Regions from separate parts of the Homo sapiens genome. Here region 2 is linked to region 1. The links are chromatin loops, found by intact Hi-C in ENCODE. Cell type or tissue: endothelial cell of umbilical vein. All regions are shown on one strand. Each heading gives the region's core, and the rest is flanking DNA. Links, peaks and the distances in the headings are about the cores only. Region 1 has its middle 87 kb from the start of CT47B1. Region 2 has its middle 19 kb from the start of CT47B1.

Evidence for each region. Peaks named below come from ENCODE experiments on the same cell type or tissue, not always from the same donor. Only the 100,000 strongest peaks of a DNase experiment are listed, where the experiment ranks them.
Region 2: it touches region 1 in a loop (9-fold over the local background); 4 of 110 quality-filtered maps call a loop at or near these places.

The regions. Positions count from the first base shown.
Region 1 is chrX:120,781,100-120,796,951 of GRCh38, forward strand. No RefSeq gene overlaps it. Among named protein-coding and RNA genes, the nearest start is that of CT47B1, 87 kb to the right of the region's middle. In endothelial cell of umbilical vein, for the core only: a CTCF peak has its summit at 9,115 (motif pointing right); DNase peaks (open chromatin) are centred at 9,162 and 10,322; H3K27ac peaks cover 1,940 bases.
Region 2 is chrX:120,848,753-120,864,604 of GRCh38, forward strand. No RefSeq gene overlaps it. Among named protein-coding and RNA genes, the nearest start is that of CT47B1, 19 kb to the right of the region's middle. In endothelial cell of umbilical vein, for the core only: a CTCF peak has its summit at 8,797 (motif pointing left); no DNase peak of the experiment used is centred there.

The DNA.
Region 1 (15,852 bases), core at 4,763-12,762:
GCCACAGCTATTAAGGTTAAACTCTCTCTATGTGTATTTTGACAAAAACCTTATAAGAAATTCTGATGTGCCTACCTAGTTAAGAACTCCTAATTTATTTTTTTGAATCTTTAAGTAAATTTTGAGTAAAAAAGTAATACATAAACATGTTAGCAAGTTCAAATTATACAAGAGATTATACAGTGAGAAGTGAGTCTCTCTTTCCTACCTACATTCCAGTTTCCATCCCTAGAGGCAACTACTATTTTTTTTTTTTTGCATAACTTTCCAGAAATAATCTGAGCACATACTAACATATATATGTCCATATATACCCTTAAAACATAAATAGAAGCATGTCATACATACTGATGTTTCCATTCTTACTGAGAAATCCTGCCTTGGCAAATACTACCATCTCCAAGATCCAAGAAAGCCTACTAGCCAAACCACAGATGAGGACTGGATACATACGATTTTCTGTACAACCATGAAAACGTGATGCAGTACAGAATTCATTCTGCAGTGTCAAACAGTTAATCCACACAGGAAATGACTTCATCTGGAAGTGTCTGCTTTGAGAGACTCAAGCTCACTTGGTATATGCTATATGGCATTGTTCCCTGAGTGTAGAGATTTCCTATGTCTTATGAAGTATTGTATTCCACTCAGTATCTAATGAAGTTAGTTCCTCATGAGTTTGTACTAGGTGTTTAGTCAATGAAGACTGTATGTATGCCTGCAAAATGTCTGTTTTGTTTGATTTAAAAATATCCTTCTAGCAGAGTATTATAAACAATTGGTGTTAAATTTCTAAACAAGTACTGCCAGTTTGGGAGGGGACAAAGTTTATGGCAAGGATTATGGGTATGGGAGGTAAAGGCAGGAGATATGTGTGCTTAGTCAAAAGTAAGGCATTGAACAAAACTAAAACATGAACAAAACCTGGAACGAATCACACTAATTTGCTAAATGTGTGTGTGTGTGTTGGGGGGGCAACCTGGTGTAGCAGAAAAAGCATAGATTTTACAGTTGGACAGACTTGGATTCCAATTCAACTTTGCTCTTAGGGACCCTGAATGAGTTACTTAACTTCTTTGAGCCACAGTTTCCTCATGTGTAAAATGGGTATGATCATTGATTAAAATCTTATTATAAAATGAACTTAAGAAAAATAAACACTCACCAAAGAAAATGATCCTTTTATTATCATTGAGGCAAACAAAGCCTCCAAAACACATAGAAATATCTTTCCTTATTAATTGTTGCGTTAATAGCCTATACTTATTTTCACAATTAACTTTGAATCTTAATTTTCTACTCCAAAGCCTTTTAGAGGTTTTTCTTTGATTCTTGTGTTTATTACCTTTCCCACTGCGGTAGACAGATTCCTAGGATGGTCCCCAGTGAACCCCACCTTCTCATATTCATGCCCTTGTGTAATCCTCTTTGAGTGTAAACTGGGCCTAAGGACTTGCTTTTAAGAAATGGAACAGAGCAAAAATAATAGGATATCATTTCTGTGGTTAGGTTATAAGACTGTGACTTCCATCTTCCTAGCTGATTCTCCCTCTTGCTGGTTTTGATGAAGCAAGATACCATGTTGGAGAGGCCCATTTGGCAAAAACCTAAGGGTGTGCTCCAGCCAATAGCCAGTGAAGAACCTCAACCCAACAGCCTGTGAGGACGTGAATCCTGCCACCAACCACATGAGTGGGCTAGGAAGTAGATCCTCCCTCAGTTGAACCTTGAGATGAGACCCTAACCCTGGCCAACAACTTTATTATGGGTTTGTGAGAGACCCTAAAGCAGAGACTCAGTTTAGCCATGTCTAGATTCCCACAAAACTGGAGATACTAAATGTGAGTTGTTTAAGCTGCTATATTTTGGAGTAATTTGTTATGCAATAGTAACCATTATGCCTAGAATGAACTTTATAGTACCATTTCCTAGAAGTCAAAAGAATGCCACCTTCTAGACTTTCAACAGAAAAGTATAATAATAATAACAGCAGCAACAACATTGTTTATCATTTATTGAAAATTTTATATGTGATAGGTATAGTATTAATTGTTTTACTATATTAAACTTATTAACTTATTTAACTTAACAGATTAGGAAACTGAGTCTCAGAGAGAGGTTAATTAACTTGTCCAAATTAGAATGGATAATGGATTGTATTACTTCAAAACTCATGTTCTTAAATCAGGTAAATACAATGAGCTTTTATCACAATATGATGACTTCAGATGTACTCTAACTGTGCTTAGCTCCGTGCTTGGCACACAGTAGCTGCTCAGTAAATGTAAGCTGTGATTATTAGATCTTGAACTCACAATAAAGAGACCCTGTGTCAGTTTGCATTGAAAAGCCAGCTCTTCATATCCTGCTGGGGTACATGGTCTTGCTCATAGTGATCACAGTAGTCCACACATTTTGAGCAAGGCCCTGCTTCACCAAGTGACTTTAATAGCCCATCCAAATATGTCTTCTCAGGAGGCCTGTCTAGTGTGCTGCAACGTGCTGAACTAATTTTCATTCTGCTCAGATCGTACCATTGACCTCTGGGGGCTCTGATCCATTCACATAGGTTGCCCATGCCCATATACAGATGCTGGGCAATAATATTTAGAAGAGTGATCAAATATGAGGCACCAGTTGCCTTCCAATGATCTGTTGCAGCTGAAATTAAATACTCCTTTCTTATTATCTCTACAAGACTTGGTTAACTCCTATTTACAGATGGAATTTTATAGCCAGCATATTTTATAGAGCACTTACCCTAATGACAATAACAGAAACACCTTATAACTGTGTCAGCTTGACTGTTTATAAAAACACTTTCATATGCATCTCATTTGATTCTATGGCACTTCATCTATGCCCTATGAAATGAATACATTTCTACCTCATATTATAGCTATTTATACATGAGGCTGTATGGTCTAGTGGAAAAATCATACTCTGGCTTCGGACAAACCTGAATTTGAATCCCAGGTCCACCACTTCCTAGATGTGTGACTTGAACAAATCTGTGATCCTCATTAAACTTTTGTTTTCTGCATTTGTAAGGTGGGCTTAATCATGCACATCTTATAGGGTTTCTGTGAGGTAAGAGATAACATGTAAAGTGCAGGGCAACTACTATGTATTCAACTAATACTTTCTTAAAAATATTATCATTAGTTTGTATGATGTTAGCTAGCAAAATCTGTGACTATTCATTTTATCTCCAACAGACCCAGAATTGTGCCTTTTATCTTTAGAAAGAAGCTTAATACATACTTCTTGAATAGACAAACCTGAGGTAGGCACAGGAGTTATTATCCCAGTAGATGGAGGTTAAATGGCCTGCCCAGGGATCACATGGCTGATAAATGATAGAACTGGAATTTGGATTCTGATTGTTTGCTGTCTAGTCCAGTGCATCTTCCTGCAGTCTTTTAGATTGGTTTGCAAAACTGACATGCTGGAAATAAAGTCTCTTGTAGAAGACAGCCTAGTAAGCGACAAGTCTAGGTTTTCCACTAGGATTCAGATATCTTTGGATGTGCTGTAAAGAGACACCTCATCCTACTTCCTCATGGGCTATAAGGAGTGTCTTAGAAAGAGAGCCACAGGCCGGGGGTGGTGGCTCACGCCTGTAATCCCAGCACTTTGGGAGGCCGAGGTGGGTGGATCACGGGGTCAGGAGGTGGAGACTATCCTGGCCAACATGGTGAAACCCCGTCTCCACTAAAAATACAAAAATTAGCTGGGGGTGGTGGCGCGTGCCTGTAGTCTCAGCTACTCGGGAGCCTGATGCAGGAGAATCGCTTGAACCAGGGAGGCGGAGGTTGCAGTGAGCCAAGATCCTGCCACTGCACTCCATCCTGGCAACAGCGAGACTCCATCTTAAAAAAGAAAGAAAGAAAGAAAGAAAGAAAGAAAGAAAGGGAGTCACATACCCTAATAGACATGCTATTGGACATGCTCAGTCCAATAAAATGGGCTTAGTTGTTGGAGAGTTGGGGTAAATCTGAGCATAGTCTATTGCCCACCATTAAGATTTACCCATCGATCTAGTTTCCCAGGAATTTATGTCTAAATCTTAGGTAAAGAGGTGTTGAAAGTAAAAATAAAACACAAACAGAAAAAAACAGTAGTTTCTCTAAAGATCTCTGTGGGATATTGGAAGAAAGATAAGGCAGCACCGCTTTTATGCCTACCTAATTGAGAGTTAGCTCAGAACATAGCCAACTGTGGCACATGGGGTTTCTAGGGAGCAGAACTCAGCTTTGGCACTTGGAAGGCGTTAGCACATCAGTGATGCCAGGGGCAGCACAGAGCTGCAGATGCTACCCAGTCTCTAGTAATTGGCACAGCAGTAGCACCTTGTGCCATATTGTTTAAAGAGCAGTACAAGGCAGCATCAGTGGCTTGATGTGGCCTTGGAGACTTTGGGAACTAAGCAGTATCCTTGGTACAAACATTAATGCTGTCATCTTTCATGGTAGGCACTGGTAGCAGCGATGAGGTGCCTGTGGTTTGGTATAGGTAGCAAAGGTCTAGGAAGTCCGTAAAGTGGAGAAGGCTTCTTTATGGGTAGACTTGAGACAACCCATGGGGGTTATGAGAAATAAGTGGAGAACCTAGAGATACTGTAATGATAGATTTGGGGGAAAACCAGAGAAAATGCTGTTTATGATCATTAATATCCCACTTTTACCTGTAGCTTCATATGGTTTGGGGAATTATTGATTATGATTATGATAGTAACCTGACATGAGTGGCCAGATTGATCACAGTATAGATAGCCTGGGGCCCTTCCAGCTCCTGTTCTTCAGTATGAGAGGTTTCTAATTGTCACACGTGGAATTCTGCCTTCTTCCTCATACCTGCCTCCTGCTCCAACACGCTACGAGTTCAATATTCGGTGCTATCAAGCAGCATTCCTGGAAGCACAGAGATTTGAAAGAAAGGTTTCTGAATGTCATGCCAAATCTCCATCTGACTGGAGTAACTCAAGCAAATAGTCCAAAACTTCCAGAATAAATTGGATAAAGGTGGTAAGCACTTTCGAGCTTCCAAGAAGTGGGGCGGGGATGGAGGAAGCTGCCCAATATTAACAATATGCACAGAGACAGAGGCATTTGTATTACAGTGGGTGGTATGCTGTGTTTCCCTCTTACTAAGTGTTGCCCATGCAAAGGCTGAGATGGTGGCATGATGCCTTTGCTGTCAGTGATACCAATTGCATTTGTGTACTCTAAGAGAAATAAAATAAGCTTCTTTCCCTCATGATGATATAATTGTCTTTCTTGTCCTTCGAGATTAGCCAAAGATGTAGTAAAGGCATTAGATATGTGTTAAGAATGACACCACCACAACCACCACCATTACCAGCAACAACAAGAGTAAACACTTACATAGCACTTATTCCGTTTTTGGCACTGTTCTAAGATACACACACGCATGCATATACATGCACATACTTTTTTTCTCCATTATTCCATCTGTCTTCTCACAATGACTTACAGATTGGGCAAAAGAGTGGTCCTCCTCAGGCCAAATTAGGTTTTTCTAAAGTGTGTTTTTAAGATCTTTTGTTCTGGAGAGCTTAACAGGTGTTACAAAACAGGATTCCCTGATCAAGTAAGTTTGGGAGACATTGGGTTATAAAATATAAGCACATTTCTCTACTGCAGGACTTCCAAATGGGCTAATGTATATGGAGATTTTTTCTGATAGAGGAAAATCATAGATGAAATCTGCAGAATTTCTCAAAAAGAGGCAGTAAACCGTGGTGTTATGAGTGGGGGCCTCTGATAGCAGACTTTCTGGGTTTAGAACCCAGCTAGGATATTTCGCTTGCTCCTTATAGGACCTTGGAAAAGTCTGTTTTATCTTTTTGTGCTCCAGGTGTCCTTATCTGTCAAATGGGGATAATGGTAATATTTACATCAGAGTGGTTTTAATATATTCAAACTGCTTAAAAGAGTACTTGGCTTTTAGGAAATGCTCGATAAATACAAGCTGTTTTTTTTTTTGTTTTTTGAGACGGAGTCTCTGTCACCCAGTCTGGAGTGCAGTGGCGCAAGCTCAGCTCACTGCAACCTCTGCTTCCCAGGTTCAAGTGATTCTCCTGCCTCAGACTACAGAGTAGCTGGGGTTACAGGCAAGCGCCACTACGCCCGGCTAATTTTTTTGTATTTTTAGTAGAGACAGGGTTTCGCCATGTTGGCCAGGCTGGTCTCGAACTCCTAACCTCAGGTGATCCACCCACTTCGGCCTCCCAAAGTGCTGGGATTACAGGTGTGAGCCACCGTGCCCAGCCTTTACAGGCTAATTTAATTTTAATTTGATTTGACTCTGTAACCCTTTTCTTGCAAGCATCTCAGGGGATTAAAGTCTTACAGTGCACGTGTGTGGTGCACACACACACACATACACACTTTGGAAAATGCCAAGTTGGGTCCTTCTGGTAAAAAGACTATAGAAGAATGGCACTGGGGAAGAAAGAAAATAAAGGAGATCAGATGACGCCTGGGTTGAAAGACTACAACTCTGCAGTCCAAGTCTCAAAAGTTATTTTCTTATTCCGTCTCTAGATACTTTAAAAATTTTTATGGAGATAATTACCTGCTGCCCTCAAATTGGTTATGTTTACTTTTCTGGAGGAGGGAAAATGGACTAAATGAGGTTTTCGAAACCCAATTCTCCAATGACTTAAATGGCTTTGATTTCCGCATTTGAAAAATGGATCTACTGTTACTGATCTGCATGTGGAATTTTCCTACGAAAAAGGTATGATACTCAAACATCTATGATTAACCTAGGCCCACAATCAAATGGAATTACCATCTCGTGCTCCAGTTTTATCATAAGATGGCAAATGGCAAGATATCAAGCAATATCCTGACTGGACTCTTTGTGGGCTGAAGGTTCTATATCCCCAACTACCCTTTAGAGATAGGCGGTATCATGTAGCGCGTGAGTCCCACAACTGTCATGTACATCAGAATCACCTGTGTGTCTTGTAAAAGTAAAGTTAAAACAACCAAACTTCAGAGTTTTTGTTTCAGTAGGTCTGTTGGGGGCAGGTTGTGGGGAGAGAGGGCTGAGAATTTTGTTCCCAGGTGATGCTAATGGTGCTGGTCCAGGAACTGCACTTTGAAAACCGCTGATATATGTTCCCCTTCCTGTGTCCATGTGTTCTCATTGTTCAATTCCCACCTATGAGTGAGAACATGGCACATGTATACATATGTAACAAACCTACACGTTGTGCACACGTACCCTAAAACTTAAAGTATAATAATAATAATAATAATAATAATAATAATAAAAGAAAACCACTGATATAGAGGTTAAGTGAGGGGGCACTGAAATTGGACAGACCTGGGTTTAAACTCTAGCACCATCACTTAGAAGCTGTGAAATCCTGGTTAAATTATTTAATCTCTGTGACTTAATTTACATATCTATAAAGTGGAGATAATAGTAACAACCTGGTAGGGTTGTTGTGAGGACTAATGAGTTCATATATGTGAAGCCCTTCAAATAGTGCCTGCTGTAAATTAGCCTCAGTTGTTACTATTGTTGTTATTGTTATTGTTATTAAAAGAAAGGTCTTGTAGGGAAGAGAAGTCAAGTCAGGGCTCTGAGTTGGGACAGGATCCCTAGGAGTGGGAAAAAAAGCATTGATATGACAACCCACATTATTCCCTTTTAAAAGGGACATTAATGGTAGAAGTTGATACATTGGTTTTCTAGACATGAAGATGCTTCAGGACAGGGCTATTTAAACCCCGAGAGTTGATTTGTGTTACTCAGCTGTCTAGTTTGCTGGTCTTTCTTAACTCCCTACCACCTCAACCCCACAACATTCTTAAGCTCCTCCTTTCCTTAGCAAAGTGGCAACAGGACAAGTTTAGCAGTGGCCCTCTAAGGCAGATGCTCCATGCCCTCTTCAGAAATCTCCTGGCAATATTTTCATTCCAGGGAATATTTATGAAGTACTCACTTGTGTTTCAACCTCCATGGTTTGATTTTTGTTTTAGAAACCCAGCTAATTCTTCCGGGGGAAAAAAAGGTCCCAGTTTAAAATTCTGATGCCTTTGGTAAGTTGTCCACAGAAGAGAGAAATTTCGTTAATGATCTACCCACCTTGCTCTCAGGTATGCCTCCCATGTTTCAAGGTTCCCTATGTACCTTTAATTTTGATAATAATTAGGAAGCTTGTAAGCATTATCAGGAAGCAACTGTGTGCCCTGGTTGGGGGAGGGTGAATACATCTGGGCATTAAGTAACTGGCCCTCAATCTCTCTGAATGACATTTCAGTGCATTTTTTAAGGATCAATTTTCATACTTCATTGTGGTGGCTGATTCTGGTATGCTGGACAGAAAGGTTTATGATGCCCAATGGGTTAATCAGCTTTGACCAAATCTTTCTTGAAGTACTAAAATGGAGTGTAGCTCTCATCCACAGCAGCTTTCTCCCTCTGCTCATTAGTTCATGTCGGGACTTTAATAGTACAAAGCAAAAGAAAGAGGGTGTGTGTTTGCGTGTCCCCATTTGCCTTTTCCCTCTATACTCACCAGCTGAGAGTAATTTATTTGTTTCCACAAGGGGAAATGTGGAGATAAATGCCTCAATGATTAAAGTCCTGGCCTATAAGTTGGAAAACCTTGGTTCTAGAACTAGCATCACCTGTGACTTTCTTTATGACCTTGGATTTATTAGCTAGATTTTTCTGGGCCTTTGTGTCCTTTCTGTAAAATAGGATGGTCTTGATCATCCCATTTCACAGGGTTGTTGAATACCTAATGAGATAATATACCTGGTCATGCTTTGGAAACTCATTAGTGTTTTATGGATATAAGAAATGATTATTATACTCAACAAATTCTGATTAGATATTCTGCGTTTTTTCTCATGCCCTATTTAATAACAATCTTATAACTTAAAGAATCAAAATATAAATTAAATAACTCTGTATATTTTACAGAGGTAAAACTTAAATTACGGGTTAAGAATTTTCAAAGGGCCAAAGAAGAAAAAGCCTCCAATAAAAAGCACAAGGGAATTTATTTTTGTCTAGTTGACTGGTCTTTCAGAAATAAAAAAGAAGCCATTTCAGAACTGACCAGTAGATGTCAGTGTTTGACAAGCACATAGCTGTTTGCTGAGGCTCCCGTATTAGCATCTGGCTCCATTTCAGCTAGCAAGTTTCTCTGCAAAGGAGAGGGAGTTTGTGTAACTGAAGCAAAGATTTTGCTTTCTCACTTCTCGCCCTGTCTTGCGGAAAACAGCATGATGCTTTGGGTAAGTCGTCGTTATCTTCACTTTCAGTGATTCCCTTTATAGATCTGCAGTCTGCTGAGAAGTTTAAAACACAAAATTAAACATGTGCTTAGCTCCCTGAAGGCCACATACTTGTTTTTCTTCACAAAGGTGCTTTTCCTTTTCCAGACCCACCTTCCCTTCATCCTACCCTTTGTGTAATATTAATCAAATATAGCCAGGAAATACTGCTGTTTGGGGACCAGGTTCCAAAGCTCTTGAAACAAGGATTTTATTTTTTGCTGCAGAGTGACACTTGCTCTGATTTCAGATGAAATTGCCATTTTCTAAAAATGGCAGCTACTTGGTGTGTCATTTTTCAAAAGAAAATGTGATCACATTGTAGCTGCGCTAAGCAGCCTCTTTCAGTCCTCTTTCGTTTTACACTTTTACTGGAAGGCTTTGAAAGAGGCAATGCAATTAGGTTCCAGTTGTCTCTGTTGAACTCAGAGATGCTCACCTTTTCCTGGGGAAGATGAATTCTTGTTATGTTGGTTTCTTATCGCATCCTGGATTAGGGAGGAAATGTGCAGCGAATTCAGACTAGGGATGGTGATAAAATCAACTGAGCTCTTTGAAAAGGCCACCCGCCTTGGGTTTCTGGAATTCAGACTTGTGGGGCTTTTACTCTTGAACAATTTTTAAGGATTGGGTAGTCAGGTTTTCTTTTCTTTTTCTTTCTTTCCTTCTTTCTTTTTCTTCTTCTTCTTTTTTTTTTTTTTTTTTTTTTTGGTGCCTGTGTTGCCCTTTATAAGCAGCCAGCTCAGATGCATTTAGAGACCATTTTTGTGGAATGATTTGGAACTGCAATCTCCCCTCCTTGGTTTGCTCTCATCCTTTTTGCATTTCTATTGGCCAAATGGAATGAAATAGTTCAATGTCATAAAGTCAGAGGTGGCTTTAGGCTTTGGGCACACTTTCTGAAGACCAATGGAGGTGGTCTGGGTGTGACAACGCCTACCAGTGTGGAGTAGTGCCCTGCTGCAGCATTCTTAGTGGCTGCTGGCCAAGAACTGGCCTTGTCCTGGGAAATGAGTCATCAGACATAAGCAGCTTGTTCTTGGAGGCAGAGCTGGCATTGGTTTCAAGGTCCTCTTGCATTTGGTGCACATCTGCTACTGCTTCACTGTGTCTCAACCTCCCTGGGTCCCCTCTCAGCAGTGTTCATAGTCTTGGAGGAAGAAACGTTCCCCCATTTCCCAGAAGGCTGATTTTCCATCACCTTGCCACTTCCCAACTCATTCCAGAGAACTTATCCCTCCTCAACTCCTGAAGGACCCTTTTTTTTTTTTTTTTTTTTTTGAGATGGAGTCTCACTCTGTCACCCAGGCTGCTGGAGTGCAGTGGCATGATCTTGGCTCACTGCACCCTCCACCTACGAGGTTCAAGCGATTCTCCTGCCTCAGCCTCCTGAATAGCTGAGATTACAGTTGCGCGCCACCACACTGGCTAATTTTTGTATTTTTAGTAGAGAACGGGTTTCACCATGTTGGTCAGGCTGGTCTCGAACTCCTGACCTCATGATCCACCCACCTCAGCCTCCCAAAGTGCTGGGATTACAGTCATGAGCCACCATGCACAGCCAAGGACCTTGTTTCCATACATAAAGAGGTTGAAGGTCTGGACCTTTTAGTCTGACACCTTCAACCTCTTCCTTACCTTGATGCTTCCCCTCTGCTTTCCTGCAAGTGAGGTAGTTAAGAGCAATAGTTTTGGAGGCCAACATACCATAGCCACTTGCTACCTGTCTGACATTAGGCAAGATCCTTTATTTCTCTGAGCCTCAGTTTCTTTGTTATTATTTTTTGTTTTATTTTAAATGAACAAATAACAATTGTATATATTGTATATTTATAGGACACAATGTGATATTTTTATACATGTTAATATTGTGAAATGATTAAATCATGCCTATTAACAAATCAGTCACCTCATATACTTTTTTTGTGGTGAAAACATTTCAAACCTATTCTTTTAGAAATTTTGAAGTATACGATGTGTTATTATTTATTATAGTCACCATTTGGTACAATTGATTACTAGCAATACCTACCTTGCTGTGTTTTGTGATTAGTAAATGAAGTACTATATGTAAGGCAACTAGCACTTTGTAGGAGCAAAGTAATCTATAGCTGCTGCTGTTAATTTTGTTGTTATTACTATTCTACTTGTTGCCGGCCTGCTCTCATCTCACTCTCCTCCCTTTAACTGTTCAATATTTTGAATGACTAGGTTATCCTTATATTCATTTACATTTACCATTTACTCACTATCCATTCCCTCTTGTTTTGGCAATTATATTTTAAATTCCAAAGGTTCTTCTTGTTCTCTGTTTTTTTGCTTGTAATATCTTGTCCATATTTTATTTCATTTTTTTTTTGAGGCAGAGTTTCGCTTTTGTTGTCCTGGCTGGAGTGCAATGGTGAGATCTTGGCTCACTGCAACCTCCACCTCCCAGGTTCAAGCAATTCTTCTGCCTCAGCCTCCTGAGTAGTTGGGATTACAGACACCTGCCACCACGCCCAGCTAATTTTTTGTATTTTTAGTAGAGATGGGGTTTCACTATGTTGGCCAGGCTGGTCTCGAACTCCGGACCTCAGGCCATCCACCCGCCTTGGCCTCTCAAAGTGCTGGGATTACAGGCGTGAGCCACTGTGCCCAGCCTATCTTGTCAATATTTCATAGATGCAAAGATCATTTCAAACTAGTCTGAAGAAAATAATTAGAATTTAAAAAAATCTCCATTGTTCCTAGAATTATTTTTATTCTAGGGTCTTTTTATGTTTTCTGCTTGTTTCTGTTTGCTCAATTATCCTCTCTTCTCTGATTATTGACATTTTATCTACTTTTTCTAGGTCCAGTTCAAATGACATATCCACTATGATGTCATCCTTAATCCCCATAGTTGGAAGCAAATACTCCCTTCTCTTCTTCACTTCTATAACCCCTGGTTTGCACTTTTTTTTTTATTACATAGCACCATATATTGTATAGTTAAATGTTTGTTTTTGTGTTTCAGTTTGACATTCTCCTTGGAATATAAATTCCTGAGGTCCAGGACTGTGCTATACATGCCAACCACTCTGTGTGTGTTCAGTACTGGGCTCCCTGCCTTTGTAGGGACACAGAAGGATCTTGCTGGCCATCAATACAGTGTGAGAATCATGAAACTTAAGTAAGAATGTCCAGTAGATCAAAGATTGAAGTAGTAGAGAACACAGTGGATCTTTTCTATAAATCTTTGCAAGTTGGCCTTGGGTTGAGACGAGTAAAGTGGAGACTTGCCTGAAGTGAGAGCTGGACATGACTTTTTGTGATTCTATAGAGACAATGGCTGTGGGCCCTGTGAGACTGCATTGCTGGGATACCCTGTCCCCCTGTAGCAAATGGCCAATAGCTTCAAAGTAGATGTGTGTCAGCATGGAGCTAAGTTTGGTTTCAGTAGTGGGTTTGGACTGTGTCAGGATTTCTTCAGGGGGGATTAACTCATGTCTGAATATTTTAGCCCAAACTTCTCAGCAGGAAATTCCTTCACAGTAAACATCATGTTACAAATGAAAAGGTTGTCTCTCTTTTTGTCCAAAGCCTGTCAATCTCACACATATAATACAAGGTCAAGGCGAAGGCTTGACTGATCTGACCAGTAAAGATACAATGAACCACTTTTAGATTTAGACAGTTTATTATTTACATAGACAGCTGAAAGCAGAATAAGCCTTAAAGTGCCAGATCCCTGTGATCCTTGTCCCATACGCTACAAAGGATGACATGGAAAGAAAAGAGGCTGGATGACTGCATTGCACACTGTGGGATACCCCATTGCTGAGGAGCCTATTCCAGGGTGCCTCCAAGCAGTTTTATGTTCTGTAGCTTTGTATTCACCATAATACGTAATAATATAAATTTATATTTATAACTTTTATTTGTATTTTATATTTATATAAAATTTATATTTTATAAATTTAAATGTACATTTATGTATTATACATAAAAGCAGTTTTATGTTCTAAGGGGGGCATAGCAGAAAACCCCATACCTCATCAGAATCAGGCAGGTGATGAGAAACGATCTCATTGCAGCCCCTCCAGGAGAGGGAGGGAAGTGAGTGAGAGACTTCCTCGTAGCAGCTCCTTATAGGCTTCTAGTCCTCTAATGTTCCAGAAATAGCACAATGCGTTCCACCAAGACTCAGTCTGTGGTTCAGCCTTTGCCTGCATGCTCTATGTGGATGTGTGGTAAGGTCATCAGGATTCCATGGCAGAGCCAGTTTCCTACAATGCCATTCCTTCTTTGATACCTAGTCACGTGTTGACTGATAGTAACTTTGGTTTCTACATGCTGAAGACTTCTGACAACCTCCCCCTCACACCCCTGCTTCTCTAGAGTCAGAGCTTACCTATTTCCAACAAAACTATTTATAGAATTTGCCCTTATTCTTATTGTTCACCCTGTTCCTTATCCTTCCTAATCAAGTTTGGCTGATTCACTTCCTTGCTTTCTCATACAGGGTTCTTTCATCACAAGAAACATCTAAGAAACTTCCTGATCAGGACAGGAATTGGCTTCTAAATCTGGGTCTCTATGAGCCTAGCACTTCTAGTTTTTTTCTTTTTCTCACTTTGTCCTATTTGGTTTCTGCAGGTCTTCAGGATTCTGTATGTGTGTGTGTGTGTGTGTGTGTGTGTGTATGTGTGTGTGTGTGTGTATGTGTGTGTATATATATGTATATATACATATATATACACACACATACACACACACACACACATATATACACACACACACACACACACACATATATATATATGTCTTGACCAGAGGCCTTTCCCTACCCTTTGTTAGGGAATCCTTAGTGTACCTTAGAGTATCTTAGAGTACCAGATGGATTTGGGCTGTGAAGACTGAAAGCCTACAGCTTTTCACCTTCTTGCCTTGACCTTGAGTTCACATGTGCCTCTTGATCCCTGGCAACCTCCTTGCCTAGGTACTAACCTATTGCCTAGTCTAAGCCCTTACTTTAACATATTGCTGGCTCTCTGGATCCTGGCTTTCTGCCCTGGATCTTCCTGCCTATGTCCTTAGTACTAGGAGATTTCATAAAACCACATATTGAAAGAATGTCATATGTGGCCAATTTCAGTGAGGCCAAAACCAGCGCTGTGATAAAACACCACACCACTATGGTTGCATTATTGGGTCAGTACCAGTACTATGAGGTAGGATTTTCTCTTTCCGTGAGCTACTATGATGTAGTATTTCCTCTTTCTGTTAGATACTGCAGTTGGGGCTGTTGAAAGTAAGTAGAATTTACTCTAGCTCTGCTCCCTTGGAAGTCATACCCAGGCAGACAGTACTTAGAACAGGGGAGCTTGGTATGAAGAATCACCAGGGTGCTTGCTCCTTCTACTATGAATGAATGGGTTAGTGGTGAGTCTTGCTGGGAATGGCCCTCTTGAGCAATATTTTAAAAAATATAATAATGCGGCATTCAGTTATGGTTGGGGTGGAGTGTAGGGACTCAGTCATTCATCTATCCAGTCATTTATTCAACAAATATGTATGGTTTCTTACGGATTAGGCACTTTTCTAGACTCATCTGTGAATGAAATAGATACAATTCTTGCCCTCATGAAATTCTAGTTGGTGGTATGGAGGGGCAAAAACATTAAACAAGTAAGAGACAAATATGATGAGATGAAACCAGGTGCTGACAAGGGTTATAAAGAAAATACATTGTCAATGTGCTAGAGCAGACATGCGTTAGATAAGAAAGGCCTGTCTGAGACAGGAGTGTGTAATTTATGTGAAGATCAGGAGGAATAGCTTTCTAGGCAAAAGGAGCAGCTACTACTGAGGCAATGAGTAGGGACTTAGCATTCTAGGCTGAGGGAATACAAGTAAAGCCATGGAGGCTCAGATAATCTTTGCTAAGGGGTGTAGTGGTAGGTTTTGGATGGGGAGGAGGTGGCACTGTGAGGACTTCTTAATTAGACTTTTTTAAATGAACTGTCCCCCAAACACATAAGGACTCAATAGCTTTCAGGCCCCTTGACCAAAAGAAGACATTGTCTGAAATGGAGGTTTTTATAGCCTCTGACACCCATTCTGATGTTCATGAGTTGGCAGAGATGATTGTGAATCCATTTTTAGGATGCAGGAAAGCATGACTTTTTTGCATACATTCTCTCTTCCTTTCTTCTTCATATACACCCAGTGAAAAAATTGGACAGATTAAATCACACTAAAATGTTAGTGAGTGTGTATAATCCCTCCTATGAGTAGTTGCCCTTTTAAGAAGACTCCAGAGAAAAAGAAACAAATATAGGAAAGGATAAATGAAATGACTGAATTCTTAATATTAGAATTTCAAACCCTTGGCCAGCCAAGTAAATGAAAAATCCCCTTTAAGTTTGTTGGCATCTTTCACCTACAGATTCATGAGGTCAGGGAACACTCTCGGATATTCAATTAGATTTCTTTTTTAAAAAAATTTTATTTTATTATTATTATACTTTAAGTTTTAGGGTACATGTGCACAATGTGCAGG
Region 2 (15,852 bases), core at 4,607-12,606, 67 kb after region 1:
TTTTAGAGCTCCTTTTAGCAGTTCTTGTAGTGGTAGCTTGGTAGTGGCAAATTCTCTTGGCATTTGCATGCCTGAAAAAGACTTTCCTTCATATATGAAGCTTAGTTCCACTGGATACAAAATTCTTGGCTGATGATTGTTTCGTTTGAGGAGGCTGAAGATATCCCTTCTAGCTTGTAGGGTTTCTGCTGAGAAATCTGCTGTTAATCTGATAGGTTTTCCTTTATAGGTTACCCGGTGCTTTTGTCATCTCACAGCTCTTAAGATTCTTTCCTTCATCATAACTTTAGGTGACCTGATGACAATGTGCATAGGAGATGATCTTTCTGCAGTGAATTTCCCAGGTGTTCTTTGTGCTTCTTGTATTTGGATGTCTAGGTATCTAGCAAGGCTGGGGACATTTTCCTCAATTATTCCCCCAAATATGTTTTCCAAACTTTTAGATTTCTCTTCTTCCTCAGGAACACTGATTATTCTTAGGTTTGATCATTTAACATAATCACAGATTTCTCGGAGGCTTTGTTCCTATTTTCTTATTCTTTTTTCTTTGTCTTTGTTGGATTCAGTTAATTTGAAGACCTTGTCTTTGAGCTCTGGATTTCTTTCTTCTACTTGTTCAATTCTATTGCTGAGACTTTCCAGAGCATTTTGCCTTTCTATAAGTGTGCCCATTGTTTCCTGAAATTTTGATTGTTTTTTATTTATGCTATCTATTTCCTTGAATATTTCTCCCTTCATTTCTTGTATCATCTTTTGGATTTCCTTGCATTGGGCTTTGCCTTTCTCTGGTGCCTCCCTGATTAGCTTAATAACTAACCCCTGAATTCTTTTTCAGGTGAATCAGGGATTTCTTCTTGGTTTGGGTCCATTACTGGTGAGCTAGTATGATTTTTTGGGAGTGTTAAAGAGCCTTGTTTTGTCATATTACCAGAGTTGGTTTTCTGGTTCCTTCTCATTTGGGCAGGCTCTGTCAGAGGGAAGGTTTAGGGCTAAAGGCTGTTGTTCAGATTCTTTTGTCCCATGGGGTGTTCCCTTAATGTAGTAATCTCCCCCTTTTCCTATGGTTGTGGCTTTCTGAGAGCTGAGCTGTAGTGATTATTCTCTCTTTTCTGAGTCTAGCCACCCAGCAAGTCTACCAGGCTCTGGGATGGTACTAAGGGTTGTCTGCACAGAGTCCTGTGATATGAACCATCTGTGGGTCTCTCAGCCATGGATACCAGCACCTGTTTTGGTGGAGGTGGCAGGGGTGTGAAATGGACTCTGTGAGGATTCTTAGCTTTGGTAGTTTAATGCACTGTTTTTGTGCTGGTTGACCTCCTGCTAGGAGGTTGTGCTTTCCAGAGAGCATCAGCTGTGGTAGCATGGGGAGGAACAGGTGGTGGGCGGGGCCCTATAACTCCCAAGAGTATATGTCCTTTGTCTTCAGTTACCAGGGTGGGTAGGGAAGGACCGCTGTGTTGGGGCAGTGCTAGGCGCTGTCTGAGCTCAGACTCTCCTTGGGCGGATCTTGCTGTGGCTGCTGTGGGGGATGGGGATGAGGTTCTCAGGTCAATGGAGTTATGTTTCTAGGAGGATTATGACTGTCTCTACTATGTCATGCAGGTTGTCAGGGAAGTGGGGGAAAGCCAGCAGTCACAGGCCTCAACCAGCTCCCACACAATCCGAAGGGCTGGTCTCACTTCCACCGTGCCCACCCCCCGCCCAACAGCACCAAGTCTGTTTCCAGGTAGTGGGCAAGCAGGGCTGAGAACTTGCCCCAGGTTACCCTCCTCCCAACTGTGAAAGCAAATGTGTCTTTTCTTCTTCCTTGCTTGTGGAGTCTGCACACTGGATTCATGCCCTCCCCTGAGTTCTGGCCAGGAGGCTTCTCAAACAGTTCAAATTGTTACAGAGTTTAGCTGGGGATTTTCTTCTCCCTGTGGTCTTTTCCCGGTGCCTCTGGCCACCCTCTTGAAGGGCCCCTGTGAGGCCAGACAAAAATGGCTTGCTAGGGAACCCGGTGAGCTCCCAGGGCTCTTCCTGTTGCTTCCTCTACCTCTGGATTTCGCTCAGCTCTCTGAATTGACTCAGCTAAAGGTAAGATCAAAATCTTTTCTAGGTCAAAATCTAGGCCTTCAGTTTCCCCAGTAGGGATGTGTGTTCGGGGGCGGATGATCTCCCTTTCCCACCTCTTCAGTTTGGGCACTCACAGTATTTGGGTTGTCTCCCAGGTCTTGCAGGAGCAATCTGCTTCTTTCAGGGGGTCTGTAGGTCCTCTCAGGTTTCCTGATTTGTTCCTGCAGTCGTTCTGAAGCAAAAACTCATGATGCGAGCCTCTACATGCTGCTCTGTCCATCCGAATTGGAGCTGCAATCTAGTCCTGCATCCCATCCGCCATGATCCCCTGAGAGTCTCTAGGTACTTTAGCAGCCTGAAGCCTTTCTGCTGAGAAATGCAGTGTAGGCTTTCATTGAGTACTGTTCACTTATGACACTATCAAACTAAATTCATGCCTACCAGTTGTACTGGAGACTTGCTAATAATGTCTTCCTCTTTCATTTTTTTTTTAACTTGACTAGGCACCAGGGCTGATTAGATCAGTTTGTTTTTTTTCCTACAATAATGATGTTTATTTCAGCCCTGAAATCTTTTGGTAATTTAAAAATGGTTGTTGTATAGCATTTGCACTGGTAGATATAACAATTGTGCTTTGTTGTTTTCCATGTTGTGAAACTAGCTAAGAATTACCCTAACAGTGACGTTGCCAATTCTGTCTCTTGTCCGAAAAAAATATGAACTACCCTTACTTGGAGATAGTAAATGCTGGATTATTTGTGTTTCTGAAAAGATTTGCCAGTCTAGGGATATTACTGTATTAGTTAGAGTAAATGCTAGGCATATCACTTCTTCAAATAATGATTCAGGGACTGAAACTCCTTTCATCTTATGGCAATGCCATCTTTAACATGGCATTCTAGGCTCTGTTTTTATTCCAGTCAACTAGAAGGAAAAAAAGAACATGGAGAATATTATATAGGAGAGCAGGATTGGAGATGATACATATCACTTTGGTTCATAATCCATTGGGCAAAAATTAATCACATGAATATAACTAACTATAGGGGATACTGGCAAATATGGTCCAGATACATGGCCATTCTAAGGAAAAGGAAACAGGTTTTCATGAACAGATAGTATCTATAATAATTAACTTTGGAGCAACCACTAGAAAGCTAAACCATTCCTTCTACCTGTTTCCTTTTCACTGGTGCAACAGAGCCACTGGGGAACAGACACGCTGCTTCCCACTCCTGTTGTCTTTTCTGATGTGTCCTTAACTTCTAGGTGGAAGGAGCTAGACACTAACCTTACTGATTGTGAAAGATGATTGATCCAGAGATCAAGAATCATTTAGTGAATGCCATGTTAGGTAACGTATTAGTCCATTTACGTTGCTATAAAGGAATACCTGAGACTGGGTAATTTATAAAGAAAGAGGTTTATTTTGGTTCCCAGTTCTGTAGGCTGTACAGGAAGCATGGTGATGGCATTCATTTCTGGTGAGGGCCTCAGGAAGCTTACAGTCATGGCACAAGGCAAAGAAGGAGCAGGTATATCACATGGCAAGTGAGGGAGCAAGACAGAAAGGGGGTGGGTCACAGATTTTTTTAAACAACCAGACCTCATGCTAACTACCTGAGAAAGAACTCACTCATCACCAAGAAGATGGTGCTAAGCCATTCATGAGAAACCTGTTCCCATGACCTAAACACCTCCCACCAGGCCCACCAACAACATTGGAGGTCACATATCAACATGAGATTTGGAGGGAACAAAACATTCAAACCATATCAGCTAATGATAAACTGCTAAAGAAAGTTGTATCACCTACATTTTTTCACTTTATCTTTTCCTCACAGGTTTGCTTAGAGGTAAGGAAACTGGGATCTCCCTCCGGTTCTTGCTGAAAGGAGACACTTAGCTGTGTTCTGAAGTATCAGCAGGCCAGAGCTGGTACCCACATGTGACATTATCAAAAGTAGAGATGAGCAAATATTTACCAAGCAATCAACATGTGCCAAATACTTGCTAGGAGCTGAGGACACAGAGGTTAATAAGATGGTTAAAAACAGTAATGAAATATCTCTTTTCTCTGATAATATTGGCAAAATTTAAAAGGCTGACAATAGCAAGTGTTGGTAAGGAGATAGGGAAATGAAACTCTTGAACAATGCTGATGGGAGTAAAAGTCAGTACAGCCACATTGTAGAGCAATTTGTCAGTGTCTCTTAAAAAAATTCACATACCCTATAATCCAGCAGTTTTACTTCTAAGTCTTTTTACTAGAGTAACACACATGCATACACATAGGCATGTAGTAAAGCACTTCATCATAAATTTCATGATAAATTTTTCATAATAGCAAGATCTTGGAAACAATCTAAATGTCCATCAATAGGGACAAAAATGGTTAAAATGGGGGTACATCCATATAATGGAAAGCAATTAAAGTGAATTACCTAGATATATCTATCATCATGGATATATTTCATAAACACTTTTGAGTGAAAGAAGCAAGTGGCAGAATGATGTACACAGCCACATGATATTTGGGAAAATGTGCAAACCAATACTGTATATTTTATATGGATATAGGTTATGTCTGTAGATGTATACAAAAAGATTGGAAGGCTACACATCAAACTCATATTACTGTTTGGTTACCTTTGGAAAAGCAGTGAAGGGATAGAGCATGGGGGTGGAGGTCAAGGGGGCTTTTGGCTTTACCTATAATATTCTATTCTGAAATAATAAACGGTATTTTTATAAGTTATTTTTAAGTGTGGAAAAACTGGAAGTAAAAGTGCCAAAAGGTTAATAGTGGTTACTTGTGAAAGTTAAAAAACTGGGTGATTGTTTTATTATTCTCTGTACTCTTCTGAATGTTTTAAAATTACTGGCAACAAAAAGGGCATATAGGGAAAAAACCGAAAATACCCATCGTCCATGACTTTAAAGAGCTTGCTCTCTAATAGGGGAAAGATAGGCATAAAGAGGTAAAGAGTGCTGAGAGAACAAAGAAAAGAGTCTCCTAACTTAGGCTCAGGGGTCTAATAAATGCTTCCTAGAGAATATGCCAATGATTTAGGCCTTGAAGATCAAGTATGAGCTTTCTAAGTGAAGGAGCTGCATCCAGGCAAAAGAAGGGGCATAAGCAACAGTGTGGAGATAAAGAGTAGCATATTGTGACTGGGCGCGGTCGCTCACATCTGTAATCCCAGCACTTTGGGAGGTCGAGGCGGGTGGATAACAAGGTCAGGAAATGGAGACCATCTTGGCTAACACTGTGAAAACCCATCTCTACTAAAAATACACACAAAAAATTAGCCGGGCATGGTGGCGGGTGCCTATATTCCCAGCTACTCAGGAGGCTGAGGCAGGAGAATGGCGTGAACCCAGGAGGCAGAGGTAGCAGTGAGCCGAGATTGTGACACTGCACTCCAGCCTGGGCGACAGAGCGAGACTCCTTCTCAAAAAAAAAAAAAAAAAAAAAAAGTAGCATAGTGTATGAGGAAACTCCAGTTGGTTTTGTTTGTCTGGAGTATACATTCTTAGGTAGGAGGTTGAGGCAGGAAATGAAACAATGTGGGTACATACAAACTGGAAAGGTTTCACTAAGGAACTTGAATATTTTCTTATTAGAATTACTAAGATGTATTGAATGATTTATCATGTGCTAGGCAGTGTGTGAAGCTTTGTACATGTACATCATTTAATTTTCTCCACAGCCTGTAAGAGGTAGGTGCTATTATTATCTTTGTTTTAGAGAAAGGAAACCGAGGTTCACTGAGAGAATCATGTATGTATTTGGGCAGTGAAATACTTTTTAGTTGATTGATTGAGATCTGGAGGTCCCACTGAGGAGATTCCACGCTAGAATGCTGTGCACACTTACGAGTTGTTTCCTAGCTGTGGGGATGAGTTTGCACTAAGCTAGTGATTCCTGAATGTTGGTGAGCATCAAAGTCACTTGGTGGAGCTTATTATCATTCAGCTCCCTGGGCTCCAATCTATAGGTTCTGATTCAGCAGGTCTGGGGTGGAACCCAGGAATCTGTAGGTTTAATACTCACCTCTGATTGTGATTGTGATGCAGGTGGGCCTGGGATCACACTGTGAACAATCCCAACACTATTGCCTTTTCTTTCTTAACATCTTTGGACCACTGGTGTTCATTTTAAGCATGGCTGCCCAGGAGCAGGTCAAAACTCTAACTATATATTACAAAAATTAGCTCTACTACCTTGGAACTCCATTTTGCTTAGATAATCAGTCACAGACCTAAATAGAAAAAGCCCATTGGCAAAAACTGTAGAGTGAACAGGGGCCTTCAGTTTCTCACCTGAGCTCTTCCAGCTCCTAGTGCTCATTAGGCCCAGGGCTAAGTGCTTGATAAATGTATAGTATACACTGCTGGGTGGTCAGCTGATTAGGCTGAGCATGACCATAAAGAAGAGTGATAAATTGTAGGTAAGTCATCAAGTTTGTATTTTACAAGCAAATACATTACACATATAAATTACTTAGAAACCAACTGGATTTGTGGGCGAGAAATTCTACAAATGGGATGCAGAGGACACAGTCTAATATTGCCATCACACATCACAGAAAACAGAGGCTCAGGGACTATCCAATAGCCTTGATTCAGAGATATCTCATTCATATTCCTGTCACAGTGTAAACTCTAACCTTTCCCCACTCCATTCCATTGGCATGGGTGAGTTTCTTCCGGGTCTCCTGGAAGAATGTTTATTTCTGTCTCCTGTGTCACTGGGAGCAATAGGTAGGAGCAGAAAATTCATGTTCAAAACTCTCCATTTCCTTCTCCTTAAAGCCTAGATAGATGGTTAGGAGATTAATGGAGCCTTTTGAAGTTGGAGATGAAAATCCTATTGAATCACAGCAGCATGGTCTCTTTGCTTCCCATGATGGTCCTGTATTCTTGCCTTTCTTTTGAAGTGATATCAATTTGACGAATTGGTCGAGGCTGTCATGTTTTACAATGATGTGGCTCCACCTGTTTGCCTTTTTAGGGCCACACTCAAGATTATGTTAATATAGTACAGCTTTAAGAAAGGAAATGGTTATTTTTTGGCTTAAATGTGTCCAGAATGTGGGCAAAGGATAAAAACATAACATAATGCATTGGTTTTTTATGTGCTCATTCACCTTTGTACTTAGCATTGAAAATTCTGACTAAAAAGTGTTCTTTCCCCACAACCCCTTTAATAATTATTTTGTTGAAATTTTATCTTCCTCCTGATACTGTGGTTATATCTCTTCACACTTTCTGGTCTTTTGTAAGTTCTGTGTCCTTTTCTGACCAAAACACATTTATATGCTGCACTCGCATGATGTCCATGTGACTAAAAGTGAAAGATCCAGTTAAACAAACTCGTTTGTGTGTGCGTGTGTGTTTCTTCCCTGTGGATTCAACTATTTTTCCCCCAGATTTTCTGTGATATATACACACCCCATGTGCATGAGGAGCAAACTATTAAAATGGGCATTAGAAATGATGGAGTCATGAGGCTGACAGAATCTGAAGCTATCTTCTGATACAGCTCCTGCATACAGGCAGGTAAATATTTAGTCTCTTTAAGATAAGTAGTCATCTTATCTCTTCTTCAAGGGCTTTACACACTATTTTGATTATTTAGTCCAGTGTTTTGTCTCCACAGTCAAGATATTCTTCCTCATGATTAGTGATGTTGAACATTTCTTTCATCTATTTGTTGGCTATTTATATGTCTTCTTTTGAGGAATGTATATTCAGATCCTTTGCCCATTTTTAATTGGGTTATTTGTTTTCTTGCTATTGTTTTGAGTTTCTTATATATCCTTACCAGATGTATGGCTTTGAAACATTTCTTGTCCAGTCTTTAGGTGACCTCTTCACTCTGTTAATTGTTTCCTTTGTTGTGCAGAAGCTTTTTTAATTTGATGTAATCCTATTTGTTTACTTTTGGTTTTCATTGCAAATTAAACTACAAGGAGATAACACTTCACACCTATCAGAATAGCAATTATCAAAAAGACAAAATATAAGTGTTGGATTAACATGGCAGATAGGAGGCAGGACTAGCTTGCAGCTCCCGCTTGGACAGAGAGAGCAGCATGTGGAGACTCACATTGTGAACTTTTGCTCCAAGAACTACCACAGGAACATACCAGCAAAGGAGAGAGAATCCACAGACCATTTGAAGGAACTGGATCAATGCTGCAGGCTCCCTGAGATGCTGAAAAACTGTAAGTCTGCTTGCCTTCTCAATGAGGAGGTTTGTGGTCCAGGGCAAGTACTCAGTCCTGGTCACTGGCTGCCTGAAAATAGGCTCAGTGTTGTTGGGGAGGAACAGTGGGAGTGAGACTGGCCTTTAGGACTGCGGGCTGTGAGGGAGTAGGATGAGGCCTGTGACTTTCCTCCACTTCCTTGGTGACCTGTATGACTCAGCAGAGGCAGCCATAATCCCCCTAGGAATATAACTCCACTGGACTGTGAACTAAACTCAACTCCCATCCCCCACAGCAGCCTCAGCAAGCCCTGCCCAAGGAGAGGCTGAGCTCAGACACGTCAATCCCTGACCCCACCTGGTGGTCATTCTCTACCTGTCCTGGTAGCCAAAGACAAAAGTCATAATCTCTTGGGAGCTCTATGGCCCCGCCCAGCACCTGAGAAACCTGAATACTTAACCAGGTGTCCCTAGGGCAAGTTTGCATCCTCCTTGTAGGACCGCAACTGATGCACTCTTGAAAGCGCCACCTCCTGGCTAAAGGCTAGCCAACACAAAACCAGTGCATGAAACAAAAACACAACCAAGGAACCTCACAGAGTCTACTTCACTCCCCTGCTGCCTCCACTGGAGCAGGTGCTGGTATCCATGGCTGCAAGACCTGAAGATGGATAACATCACAGGACTCTTTGTAGACACTCCTCAGTACCAGCCGAGAGCCTGGTAGGTCCACTGGATGGCTAGACCCAGAAAAAGAAAGACAATCACTACAGTTCAGCTCTCAGGAATCCCCATTCCTATGGGAAGAGTGAGACCACCACATCAAGGGAGCATCCTGTGGGATAAAAGAATCTGAACAGCAGCCCTTGAATACCAGATCTTCCATCTGACACAGTCTACCCAAATGAGAAGGAACCGGAAAAACAATTCTGGTAATATGACAAAACAAGGTTCTTTAACTCCCTGAAAAGATCATACTCAGCTCACTAGCAATGGATCCAAACCAAGATGAAATCTCTGAATTGCCAGAAAAAGAATTCAGAAGGTCAATTATTAAGCTAATCAAGGAGGCACCAGAGAAAGGTGAACTCCACCTTAAATAAATCAAAAACTTGATACAGGATATGAAAGGAAAATTCTTCAGTGAAATAGAGAGCATAAATAAAAAACAGTCACAATTTCTGGAAATGAAGGACACACTTAGAGAAATGCAAAAGGCACTGGAAAGTCTCAGCAATAGAATCAAACAAGCAGAAGAAAGAACTTCAGAACTCGAAGACAAGGCTTTTGAATTAACCCAAACTGTCTAAGACAAAGAAAAAAGAATTTTAAAAAATGAACAAAGCCTCCAAGAACTTTGGGACTACGTTAAACATCCAAACCTAAGAATAATTGGTATTTCTGAGGAAGAAGAAAAATCCAAAGGTTTGGAAAACATATTTGAGGATATAATTGAGGAAAACTTTCCTGGCTCATATGGTTCGGCTATGTCCCCATCGAAATCTCATCTTGAATTCCCAGGTGTTGTGGGAGGGACCTGGTGATAGGTAACTGAATCATGGGGGCAAGTCTTTCTCATGCTGTTCTTGTGCTAATGAATGAGTCTCATGAGATCTGATGGTTTTATAAAGAAGAGTTACCCTGCACAAGTTCTCTCTCTATGCCTGCTGCCATCCATGTATGACATGGCTTGCTCTGCCTAGCCTTCCACCATGATTGTGAAGCTTCCCCCCACATGGAACTGTAAGTCCATTACCCCCCCCCACCTTTTTTTTAATTGCTCAGTCTCAGGTATGTCTTTATCAGCAGCATGAAAATGAACTAACACTGGCCTTGCTAGAGATCTAGACATCCAAATACAAGAAGCTCAAAGCACACCTGGGAAATTCATGGTAAAAATATCATTGCCTAGGCACATAGTCATCAGGTTATCTAAAGTCAAGATGAAGGAAAGAACCTTAAAAGCTGTGAGGCAAAAGCATCAGGTAACATATAAAGGAAAACCTATCAGATTAACAGCAGATTTCTCAGCAGAAACCCTATAACCTAGAAGTGATTGGGGTTCTATATTCAGCTTCCTTAAACAAAACAATTATCAGTGAAGAATTTTGTATCCAGTGAAAGTAAGCCTCATAAATGAAGGAAAGATGCAGTCTTTTCCAGACAAGCAAATGCTGAGAGAATTCACCACTACCAAGCCAGCACTACAAGAACTGCTAAAAGGGGCTCTAAATCTTGAAATAAATCCTCAAGATACACCAAAATAGAACCTCCTTAAAGCATAAACCTCACAGGACTTATATAACAAAAACACACTTTAAAAAACCAATGTGTTCAGGCAACAAATAGCATGATGAATAGAATAGTACGTCACATCTCAATACTAACATTGAATGTAAATGGACTAAACACTCCACTTAAAAGATACAGAATAACAGAATGGATAAGAATTCGCCAACCAAGTTGCTGCCTTCTTCAGGAGACTCACCTAACACATAAGGACTCACATAAACTTAAGGTGGGAAAAGATATTCCATGCAAATGGATATCAAAAGTGAGCAGGAGTAGCTATTCTTGTATCAGACAAAACAAACATTAAAGCAACAGCAGTTAAAAAGAAACAAAGAGGGACATTATATAATGATAAAAGGACTAGTCAACAGGAAAATATCACAATTCTAAATATATATGCACTTAACACTGGAGCTCCCAAATTTATAAAACAATTACTACTAGACCTAAGAAATGAGATAGCAATACAATAATATTGTGGGACTTCAATACTCCAACGACAGCACTAGACAGGTCATCAAGACAGAAGGTCAACAAAGAAACAGTGAACTTACACTATACCCTAAAGCAAATGGGCTTAACAGCTACCTATAGAACATTATGCCCAACAACTGCAGAATATACATTCTGTTCATCAGCACATGGAACATTCTCCAAGATAGACCATATGATAGCCTACAAAACAAGTCTCAGTAAATTTAAGGAAATCAAAATTACGTCAAGTACTTTCTCAGACCACAATGGAATAAAACTGGAAATCAACTCCAAAAGAAACGCTGCAAACCATGCAAATACATGGAAATTAAATAACCTGCTCCTGAATGATCATTGGGTCAACAATGAAATCAAGATGGAAATTTAAAAATTACTTGAACTGAACGATAATTGTGACACAACCTATCCAAACCTCTGGGATACAGAAAAAGCAGTGCTAAGAGGAAAGTTCATAGAATTAAATGCCTACATAAAAAAAGTCTGAAAGAGCACAAATAGACAATCTAAGGTCACACCTCAAGGAACTAGAGAAACAAGAACAAACCAAACCCAAACCCAGCAGCAGAAAAGAGATAACAAAGATCAGAGCAGAACTAAGTGAAATTGAAACAAAAACATACAAAAGATAAACGAAACAAAAAGCTGGTTCTTTGAAAAGATAAACAAAATTGATAGAACATTAGCGAGACTAACCAAGAAATGAAGAGAGAAAATCCAAATAAACTCAATTAGAAACATAACTTTTTATTTTTATTTTTATTTATTTTTCAATTTTTAAGTTCAAGGGTACATGTGCAGGTTTATTAATAAACCCATGTCGTGGGGTTTTATTGTACAGATTATTTCATCGCCCATGTATTAAGCCTAGTACGCTTTGTTATTTTTCCTGATCCTCTTCCTCTTCCCAGCCTCCACCCTCTTAGGCTCCAGTGTCTGTTGTTCCGCTCTATGTGTCCATGTGTTCTCATCACTTAGCTCCCCTGTATAAGTGAGAACATAAAGTATTTGATTTTCTGTTCCTGCGTTAGTTTGCTAAGTATAGTGGCCTCCAACTTCATCCATTTTCCTGCAAAGGACATGATCTCATTCTTTTTATGGCTGTATTGTATTCCACGGTGTATATGTACCACATTTTCTCTACCTAGTCTTCCAGTGAAGGGTATTTAGGTTGATTCCATGTCTTTGCTATTGTGAATAATGCTGCAATGAATACACATGTGCATGTGTCTCTATAATAGAATGATTTATATTTCTTTTGGTGAATACTCAGTAAAGGGATTGCTGGGTGAAATGGTAGTTCTGTTTTCAGCTCTTTGAGGAATTGCCACACTGCTTTTCACAATAGTTGAACTAATTTACACTCCCAGCAACAGAATATAAGCATTTCCTTTTCTCCCCAACCTTGTCAGCATCTATTTTTTTGATTTTTTAGCAATGGCCATTCTGACAGGTATGAGATGGTATCTCATTGTGGTTTTGATGTGCATTTCTTTAATGATCAGTGATGTTGGCCTTTTTCCTGTGTTTTTTGGCCACGTGTATGTCTTCCTTTGAAAAGTGTCTGTTCCTGTCTTTTGCCCACTTTTTAATGTGGTTGTTTCTTTCTTGTAAATTTGTTTAAGTTATTTATAGATGCTGGATGTTAGACCTTTGTCAGATATACAGTCTGCAAAATTTTTTTCCCATTCTGTAGATTGTCTGTGTATTCTGTTGATAGTTTCTTTTGCTGTGCAGAGCAGAAGTTCTTTAGTTTAGTTAGATCTCATTTGCCAATTTTTGCTTTTGTTGCAATTGCTTTTGGCATCTGCGTCATGAAATGTTTGCCTGTTCTGATATCCATAATGGTATTGCCTGGGTTGTCTTCCAGGGTTTTTATAGTTTGGGGTTTTACATTTAAGTATTTAGTCTATCTTGAGTTTATTTTTGTATACAGTGTAAGAAAGGGGTCTAGTTTCCTTTTTTTTTTTTTTTGAGATGGAGTCTTGCTCTGTCGCCCAGCCTGGAGTGCAGTGGTGTGATCTCCGCTCACTGTAGCTCTGCCTCCCGAGTTCACACCATTCTCCTGCCTCAGCCTCCCGAGTAGCTGGGACTACAGGCACCAGCCACCATGCCCGGCTAATTTTTTGTATTTTCAGTAGAGATGGGTTTCACCATGTTAGCCAGGATGGTCTCGATCTCCTGTCTTTGTGATCCACCCGCCTTGGCCTCCCAAAGTGCTGGGATTACATGCATGAGCCACCACACCCGGCCAGAAAGGGGTCTAGTTTCAATCTTCTGCATATGGCTAGCCAGTTCTCCCAGCACTATTTATTGAATAGGAAATGCTTTCCCCGTTGCTTATTTTTTGTCAGTTTTGTCGAAAATCTGATAGTCGTAGATGTGCAGCCTTATTTCTGGGCTCTCTATTCTGTTCCATTGGTCTATGTGTCTGTTTTTGTATCAGTACCATGCTGTTTTGGTTACCATAGCCCTGTGGAGTTGGAGAGCATGATGCCTCCAGCTCTGTTCTTTTTGCTTAGGATTGCCTTGGCTATTTAGGCTTTTTTGGTTCCAAATGAATTTTAAAATAGTTTTTTGTTGTTCTGTGAAGAATGTCAGTGGTAGTTTGGTAGAAATAGCATTGAATCTATACATTGCTTTGGGCAGTATGGCCATTATAACAATATTGATTTTTCCTATCCATAAGCATGGCATGTTTTTCTGTTTGTGTCATCTCTGATTTCTGTGAGCAGTGTTTTGTAGTTCTCCTTGTACAGATTTCACCTTCCTGGTTAGCTGTATTCCTAGGTATAATATTTTATTCTCTTTGTGTCAGTTGTGAATGGGATTGCATTCCTGATTTGGCTCTCAGCTTCACTGCTGTTGGTGTATAGGAATTCTAGTGATTTTTGTACATTAATTTTGTATCCTGAGACTTTGCTGAAGTTTTTATCAACTGAAGGGGCTTTTGGGCTGAGACTGTGGGGTTTCCTAGATAAAAGATCATATTGTCTGAAAACAGGGATAGTTTCGCTTTCTCTCTTCCTATTTTGGATACCATTTCTTTCTTTTTTTTTAAATTTATTATACTTCAAGTTCTAGGGTACATGTGCACAACGTGCAGGTTTGTTACACATGTATACATGTGCCATGTTGGTGTGCTGCACCCATTAACTTGTCATTTACATTAGGTATATCTCCAAATGCTTTCCTTCCCCGCTCCCCCCACCCCATGACAGGCCCCAGTGTGTGATGTTCCCCTTCCTGTGTCCAAGTGTTCTCATTGTTCAATTCCCACCTATGAGTGAGAACATGTGTTGTTCGGTTTTCTGTCCTTGCGATAGTTTGCTGAGAATGATGGTTTCCAGCTTCATCCATGTCCCTACAAAGGACATGAGCTCATCCTTTTTTATGGCTGCATAGTATTCCATGGTGTATATGTGCCACATTTTCTTAATCCAGTCTATCATTGATGGACATTTGGGTTGGTTCCAAGTCTTTGCTATTGTGAATAGTGCTGCAATAAACATGCGTGTGCATGTGTCTTTATAGCAGCATGATTTATAATCCTTTGGGTATATACCCAGTAATGGGATTGCTGGGTCAAATGGTATTTCTAGTTCTAGATCCTTGAGGAATCGCCACAGTGTCTTCCTTTCTCTTGCTTGATTGCTCTGGCCAGAACTTCTAATACTATGTTGAATAGGAGTGGTGAGAGAGGGAGGGCATCCTTGTCTTGTGCTGATTTTCAAGGAGAATACACCAGCTTTTGCCCATTCAGTCTGATATTGGCTGTAGATTTGAGATATATGGCTCTTATTATTTTGATGTATCTTCCTTCAAGATCTATTTTATTGAGAGTTTTTAACATGAAGGGGTATTGAATTTAATTGAAAGCCATTTCTGCATCTATTGAGATAATCATGTGGTTCTTGTCTTTAGTTCTGTTTATGTGATGAATCACATTTATTGATTTGTGTGTGTTAAACCAAGCTTGCATCCAGGCACAAAGCCTACTCAATCATGGTGGATATGGTTTTTGATGTGCTGCTGGGTTCAGTTTGCCATTATTTTGTTGATGTTCGTCAAGAATATTGGCCTGAAGTTTTCTTGTTTTGTTGTGTCTGCTAGGTTTTTAGTATCAGAATGATGCTGGCCTCATAGAATGAGTTAGGGAGGAGTCTCTTCTCCTCAAATTTTGGAAATAGTTTCAGTAGGAATCACACCAGCTCTTCTTTGTACATCTGGTAGAATTAAGTTGTGAATCAGTCTGGTCCTGGGTTTTTTTGGGGGTCGGTAGGCTACTTATTACTGATTCAATGTTGGAGCTCATTATTGTTCTATTCAAGGATTCAATTTCTTCCTGGTTCAGTCTGTGGAGGGTGTATGTGTCCAATAATTTATCCATTTCTTCTAGATTTTCTAGTTTGTGTGTATAGAGGTGTTCATAATATTCTCCGATGGTTGTATTTCTTTGGGGCCAGGGGTAGTATACCCTTTGTCATTTCTAATTGTGTTTAATTGGTTCTATTTTCTTCTTTATTAGTCTAGATGGTAGGCTATGTATTTTATTAATTTTTTCAAAAAACCAACTCTCGGATTTGTTGATCTTTTGAATTTTTTTTCATCTCAATCCCCTTCAGTTCATCTTTGATTTTGATTATTGCTTGTCTTCTGCTAGCTTTGGGATTGGTTCACTCTTGGTTCTCTAGTTCTTTTAGTTGTATATTCACTACTTTAAACATTTATTATTTCTTTGCGGTGATAACATTAAAAATCTCTTCTAGCAATATTGAAATATGCACTACATTGTTATT